Linked DNA regions of Homo sapiens: regions 1 and 3 are each linked to region 2. Evidence: chromatin loops called from intact Hi-C (ENCODE). Cell type or tissue: PC-3. All regions are shown on one strand.

The links. Hi-C counts contacts between places; a loop is a spot of excess contacts. Peaks named below come from ENCODE experiments on the same cell type or tissue, not always from the same donor. Only the 100,000 strongest peaks of a DNase experiment are listed, where the experiment ranks them.
Region 1: a loop joins it to region 2, with 4 times the contacts of the local background. A loop is called at or near these places in 4 of 110 quality-filtered maps.
Region 3: a loop joins it to region 2, with 4 times the contacts of the local background. A loop is called at or near these places in 37 of 110 quality-filtered maps.

What each region holds. Positions count from the first base shown.
Region 1 is chr1:64,278,837-64,281,336 of GRCh38, reverse strand. No RefSeq gene overlaps it. Among named protein-coding and RNA genes, the nearest start is that of UBE2U, 76 kb to the right of the region's middle. In PC-3, no CTCF peak of the experiment used is centred here; a DNase peak (open chromatin) is centred at 1,126; H3K4me3 peaks cover 512 bases; H3K27ac peaks cover 1,482 bases.
Region 2 is chr1:64,483,873-64,486,372 of GRCh38, reverse strand. The region is part of intron 1 of CACHD1 (cache domain containing 1); the gene reads right to left. Among named protein-coding and RNA genes, the nearest start is that of CACHD1, 15 kb to the right of the region's middle. In PC-3, no CTCF peak of the experiment used is centred here; a DNase peak (open chromatin) is centred at 1,492; H3K4me3 peaks cover 387 bases; H3K27ac peaks cover 986 bases.
Region 3 is chr1:64,534,954-64,537,453 of GRCh38, reverse strand. All of the region lies in intron 1 of CACHD1 (cache domain containing 1), which reads right to left. Among named protein-coding and RNA genes, the nearest start is that of MIR4794, 44 kb to the left of the region's middle. In PC-3, no CTCF peak of the experiment used is centred here; no DNase peak of the experiment used is centred here; H3K4me3 peaks cover 935 bases; H3K27ac peaks cover 680 bases.

The DNA of each region.
Region 1 (2,500 bases), 210 kb after region 2:
CATTTATTGAACCTGATACTGTGTGAAGCACTTTATATGCATTTTATTATTTAACTCCAATAATGACGCTGTGAAATATTATTCTTTTCTCCATTTTACAATGAGGGAGGTAAGGCTCAGAAAGCCTCTGTAATTTGTCTAGGATCACATCACATAGCTTGGCGCACGGGTCTGAACTGAATCTGGCTGAATCCAGAACCCAGCTTTTTCCATTTGGATTCAGATTAAAATGGATATTAAGTTTGGCCCTGGCAGGAAAAAATAGTCAGTCAGCCTGTCTGTGGGGATCTCAACTTATTAGCAATATCTTTTCCCATTCAAAATGTCTTAATCCTTTATTTTAGTAAATGGGTCCATCATCCCTCATGTCAACCAGAATCCCTGACTCCTCTCTCCTGGAGTCCAATTCATCACCAAGTCTTCTACGCAACCTGGAATCCATCCGCTTTTTGTCTTCTCTCTGCTCTGCCCTTGGCAGGTCTCCATCACTTCTCATGTGGTTCCTGTCTCAAGCATGGTCTGGCCCCTGCCTCTTTCTCTTACCTCATTTCTCTTATCTCTTGCCCATCAATTCTGCAATGCAGTTATAGCCAACTATTTTCAGGTCTTCTCAGGTGTTGTGTCCCCTCACCTGTGTCTGGTAGGTTGCAAGGCAAGCTGTTCCCTTGGCCCATGCACTCTTCCCCAATTCCCTTTATTGCCCAGTTAACTCCATTTATTATTCAGAGCTCAGATTAAATGCTGCTTCATGCAGGGAGCTTTTCCTGAGCTCTTAAATCTGGATTAAGTGTCCTCCTGCCCCCATGACTCCCAACCCAGCTTGAACTTCACCCATCACACCACTTCACTTTATTCCAACTCAATAAATATTTATTGAATATGTACATAAATGAGTGAATAAACAAAAGAATGAGCCGATGGTCCCTTGTCCCCTTCAAAGTCACTGCTGTTGGTCAGGAGTGAGAAAGTAAAACCTAGACTTGAAGTTCCTGAAGAATAAAAATGGAGTATCCGCTCTTCTGTTTGTTCTCTGCTATGACTGCCATATTCTCCAATTTACAAACACATTGATTCAAACACCAAAAATGTATGAGGCCAATCCCTTATCCTACCTCAGTTCCAGCCAACCGTAGCTGGGAATGGTGATCACTGCATCAGATGAGCAATATTTACTCTGCTACACTTCCTCTTATTAAATCATAACACCAGAAAAAAAGATTAAGCAACAAAAAAGAACAAAAATACTTGTATACACCAATGAGAACACATAGAATGATTCTGCCTCCACCACGAAAGCACCGTTGTCACTGCCTTCTCTTCTCTGCTGTCCATGTAGATGCATTACAAAGGGACTTGAAGGCCACATTTAAATAATTATTGAGTAGCTAGTACATGTCAGACACTGGTGAAGGTGCAAGGGCTACAGCACTGAGGAAAACAGAATTCCAGTCTGTATGGAACATAAATTCTAGAGCCAGGAGAAATGAAGGCAGATCTCCAAATATGGTTATTATGATCAATTTTTTAAAAAAAGATCTATACACATTAAAAATTAGAAGTGTCTTACTTTTTACCAAATAGACAAAGAACCTGTCTTGGCATAACATTTGGGGGCAAGTTGCTTCTAGTTATCTAGGACAGGCCTATCCTTTCACAATTCACATTGCATAGTAATGATCTATTATTATTATTATTATTTTTTAAATTTATCAAAATGTTTATAAATGTTTAAATGTTCTTTTTTTCTTTTTTTTTTAATTATTATTATACTTTAAGTTTTAGGGTACATGTGCACAATGTGCAGGTTAGTTACATATGTATACATGTGCCATGCTGGTGTGCTGCACCCATTAACTCGTCATTTAGCATTAGGTATATCTCCTAATGCTATCCCTCCCCCCTCCCCCCACCCCACAACAGTCCCCAGAGTGTGATGTTCCCCTTCCTGTGTCCATGTGTTCTCATTGTTCAATTCCCATCTATGAGTGAGAACATGCGGTGTTTGGTTTTTTGTCCTTGCGATAGCTTATTGAGAATTATGATTTCCAATTTCATCCATGTCCCTACAAAGGACATGAACTCATCATTTTTTATGGCTGCATAGTATTCCATGGTGTATATGTGCCACATTTTCTTAATCCAGTCTATCATTGTTGGACATTTGGGTTGGTTCCAAGTCTTTGCTATTGTGAATAGTGCCGCAATAAACATACGTGTGCATGTGTCTTTATAGCAGCATGATTTATAGTTCTTTGGGTATATACCCAGTAATGGGATGGCTGGGTCAAATGGTATTTCTAGTTCTAGATCCCTGAGGAATCGCCACACTGACTTCCACAATGGTTGAACTAGTTTACAGTCCCACCAACAGTGTAAAAGCCTTCCTATTTCTCCACATCCTCTCCAGCACCTGTTGTTTCCTGACTTTTTAATGATTGCCATTCTAACTGGTGTGAGATGGTATCTCATTGTGGTTTTGATTTGCATTTCTCTGATGGCC
Region 2 (2,500 bases):
TGTATGTGTGTGTGTGTGTGTGCGCGCGCTCTCAAAACTTGACAATAAATGAATATGTGAAAACTTTTTTGGTTATGGAAATGTTATAAAACCAGATAGTGGTGCTCATTGCATAATGCTACAAATTTAATAAAAATCATTAAATTATTTAAAAATCGATAATAAACAGCCCAATTTAAAATTAGCAAAGGTTTTGATATTTCACCAAAAAAGATATACTAATGGCAAATAGGCACATGAAAAAATGCTCAGCATCATTGTTCATTAGAGAAATATTCACTAAAACAACAATGAGATACCATTTCACACATTTTACAATGACTTATATTAAAATGACAGATTCTACCAAGTTGTGGTGAGGCTGTGGAGCAACCAGGACTTTCATACATTGCTGGTGGGAATACAAACTAATATAGCCCCTTTGGAAAATAGACTGGCAGTTTCTTATAAAGTTTAACATACACTTAACATATGGCACAGTAATCCCACCCCTAGAAATATGAAAACTTACATTCAACCCAAAACTACTATTAAACCCTGAATGTTTAATAGTAGATTTGAAACATCAAAAAACTCCCAGCCTAGGCAACATGGTGAAACCCTATCTCTACAAAAAATACAAAAATTAGCCAGGCATGATGGTGCATGTCTGTGGTCACAGCCACTCAAGAGGCTGAGATGGGAGGATCACTTGAGTCCAGGAGGTGGAGGCTACAGTGAGCTGTGATCATGCTACTGCACTCCAGCCTGGGTGACAGAGCAAGACCCTGTCTCAAAACAAAACAAAACAAAAAACTACAAAAACTCAAATGTTCTTTAATTAGTGAATGGGTAAGCAAACTGTGGCATATCTGTACAACAGAATGGTACTCAGCAATAAATAGGAATTAACTACTGATACATACAACATGGATGAATCTCAAATGCACTGTGTTAAATGAAAGATGCCAGACTCAAAATGCACACCATAATGTTTCCATTTATCCTCTTCTGGAAAAGGCAAAACTATAGATATGGAGAATATATCGATGGTTTCCAGGAGTTTCAGGTGGGGAAAGGACTGACTATAAAGGAGCAGCATCAGATAATTTTGGGGGGTGATGATACTGTTGTATATCTTGACTGTGGTGTTGGTTACATGACTGCATTTTCAAAATTCATGAAACTTCAACAAAAAGTGTATATTTTCACTCCCATTAGGATAGCTACTGTAAAACAAATAAACCAAACAAACAAAAAACAAGTATTGGTAAGGAGGGGAAGAAATTAGAACCCTTGTGCATTGCTGGTGGGAAAGTAAAATGGTACACCCACTATGGAAAACAGTACGGCAGTTTCTCGGACAAACAGAATTACCATATGATCTAGCAATTTCATTTCTGGGCACATGCTCAAAAGAACTGAAAGCAGACCCAAACAGATATTTGTACACTCATGTTTGTAGTAGCATTATTCACAGTAGCCAAAAGGTGGAAGCAAGCCAAGTGTCCATTGATGGATGAATGGATAAACAAAATGTGGCACATATACACAATGGAATATTATTCAGCCTTAGAAAGAAAGGAAATTCTGACACATGCTACGCATGGATGAACCTTGAAGACATTATGCCAAGTGAAGTCAGTCACAGAAGGACAAATGTTGTTTAATTCCACTTTTATGAGGTACCTAGAGTAGCCAAATTCAGAGAGATAGAAAGTAGAACAGTGATTGCCAGGAACTGGCGAGAGGGAGGAATGGGGCATTATTGTTCAATGGTACAGAGTTTGGGAAGATGAAAAAGTTCTAGAGATGGATGGTGATGATGGTTACACGACAATATGAAAAGTATTTAATGCCACAGAACTGTACACTTTTGGCCACGCCTAAAAGAGCTACTGGGAAATATACCTGAATTGAAGAGGAATAAGAACCCAAATTCCTCCCTTCACATCACCCTTCTGCTTGTATGCTGTCAGCCGCCTGGCTTTCTTTCAGTTCTTAAACTACACCAAGGTCCTGTCTCTCAAGACCTCTACAAAGCCTCTTCCTTCTGTTGGAATGCTAGACCCCCTAAACCGCTCCCCTGGTTGGCTCCTCCTCCTTCTGCCAAGTCCCCTCCCAACCTCTCCGTTGATTGGTTCCTCCTTCTACTAGGCCCCCAGCCCCTCCCCTGATTGGCTCCTCCTTTCCATCACTGCTTCAGATTCCCTTTTAGAGTTGTCGCTCCCGCTAACCCTTGTCCAATAATGATTTATGGGGTACTTCTAAGTGCCAAGCACCATTCTACAGGAATATAGCATTGAACAATACAGTGCTTACCTGTGAGAGGTTAGGGGGCATGACGAACACTAAAAGAAACAGGGTAGGAAACAATGAGGAAGGGCAAGGGACGGTGCTGTTTCAAAGAGGGTTGGCAAGGATACTTCTTGCTGTTCCCAAGCAAGAGGAGCAGCAAGTTCAAAGGTTCTGGGTCAGGAATGTGCTTGGAGTGCTGAAAGAACAGAGTTATATGCAAGGG
Region 3 (2,500 bases), 51 kb before region 2:
CCCCCTTGTTTATAAGACCTGATGGGAACACCTGTCTGAGAACAAGCCAAATCTCCAGTTTACTTTAGCCCAAGGTTTTGGACGCACACGCCAAGGAGGCCAAAGGAGTAAACTGAAGTTAAGAAATATGTTGCAGAGGTGCTGGTCCCTCCCAATCTAGCACCGCTCAACAAACAATTTTTTTTTTTTCTGGGCAGGGCAGCATAAGTACTGGGTGAGGGGAAAACGCAATCATCGGCTAACCTTTAAAGAGAATAGGAGGGCTGGTCTGAGACACCTTCCCAGACCTAAGCAAGCAGAGTCAAAAAAGATTAAAGCCCTTTTGGTGCTGTCACTGAATATTTACTTTCACATCATGCTGCAAATACGGTGACCCTCACAGAGGGCAACAGGACTCCTGCTCACCTAGAGAGGCAGTCTAGTGTGGGGACAAAGGTCTGGGCTTTGGATTTTCCAGACTTCAGGTATGTCAGATGTGTGTAACCCAGAACAAATTATCCAAACCGTCTGAGCCTGTTTCCTCACGGGAATTTCAGCAACATGCCTCCAACCCCACAGAGACAGAATAGATTTATCATAGCCACCTATTAGGTTTGCTCTTCAAATTAAATGGCATGACCAGCTAAGACAGCATCTGGTATACTGTTTTTGCCCAATTAAATGTAGCTGGTATTAAAACTGTTGTGGTTTTCTCCGAACATCCAACATCCAGTGTTAATCACCCATACATGTTCAGTAAATGTTTAATGACTAAATAAAAGATTTGGTACAACTACTCATTTGACAGAAGAGGAAATCAAGCGTGCAGGAGGTACGTGATAAGTGACCAACCAGAGGCAGGACCGAATACTTCTCCTAACTCTCAGCCTCCCACTATTAAATTTTTTACCATGCTAATTCGTCATGTAATTTTCAAAATCTGGCTGTACTGCACACCGAACTAGAAACTAAACGATATTTATTTACCCCTCAATGCCAGTTGGAACGGAAAGGGAAAATTTATTATCCCAAACTACTGAACAAGGACAAAACCAGAACATCAAATTATTCTCCCCACCAAGTAAATATTTAATTTGGCTTGAGTTCCTGGATGGGAAGCATTGTGTAGTGGAAAGAGCATGGGTTCTGGAAGCAAGGAAGTTGGACTCTGGCTGCTGGCTCCACATTTACTCTAGAGTTGAAGGCATATTGTTTAAATGCCTGGAGACTCCATTTTCCTATCTCCAAAAATGGGTATAATAAATCTATGTTTGGGGAGGGACTACTAAGGGAGGAATACAACATTTCTTTATGGAATGATGAAAAATGTTCTAAAATTAGATCATGTGATCATTGCATAACTAGAAACTTACTAAAAACCACTGAATTGTACACTTTATATAGGAGACTTTATGGAATGTAAACCATCTCAATAACATCAACCTTATGGTCACAGCTTTGAGGACTTAATTAGTTATTACCTACGTGAGGAATACGATGGGGAGCACAATGTAGGGGCTCAATAACAGTTGCATAAATTGGATTTCTGACGCAAAGGTGGTGGTTATCAAACTTAAGGGTACAAAACACATCTTGGATTGCTTGTTATAAAAGGCAGATTCCTAGGCCCCCCACCACCACAGATGAGTCCAGAGGCCCAGAGGAAGCCAGGGGAGGTCAGCATGTGTAAGACTCATGGAGGTGGCCCTGAGGGAGGTGGCCTACTAAACATTGCTTTAAAAGTCCTTTACTAGGGGACGTTTCAAATGGAGACATTTCTACTGTCAATTTCTTGAAATGTCAGTAATGGTCTCCCTATATTGAATTTCTGTACAAATCCAAATTCCCAGAGCTGGCTGTGGTGGCTCATGCCTGTAATCCCAACACTTTGGGAGGCTGAGGTGGGTGGATCACCTGAGGTCAGGAGTACGAGACCACCCTGGCCAACATGGTGAAACTCTGCCTCTACTAAAAATACAAAATTAACCAGGTGTGGTGGCACATGCATGTAATCTCAGCTACTTGGGAAGCTGAGGCAGGAGAATCACTTGAACCCAGGAGGCAGAGGTTGCAGTGAGCCAAGATCATGCCATTGCACTCCAGCCCGGGCAACAAGAGCAAAACTCTATCTCAAAAAAAAAAAAAAACCCTCCAAATTCCCATCAAGTATACTTAAAAGTAAGCTCTGGCTAAAAGAAATTTCTTAACAAAGAGGTGGAGAAAGACGGAGGGAGAGGGAAGAAAGAAAAGCAATATCTACTACTGCTAAACCACTTAGAGGGGGCAAAAGGGACATATTCCCAATCTTTAGATATTAACCACTTTCTACTTGTGTCCACCAAGTTCAGAATTAGAGATGAAATAAGCTTTAGTGGGCTTCCTGAGAGGACAGGAGAAAGAGAAGAAGGAACGGGCACTTTGATTTGTAATGTCTCTGCCTTAACCAACCTGAAAAGTATCTACTGGTATCCCTGTTCTACAAATGAGGAAACTAAGGCTTGGCAGAATGCATGACAAAGCA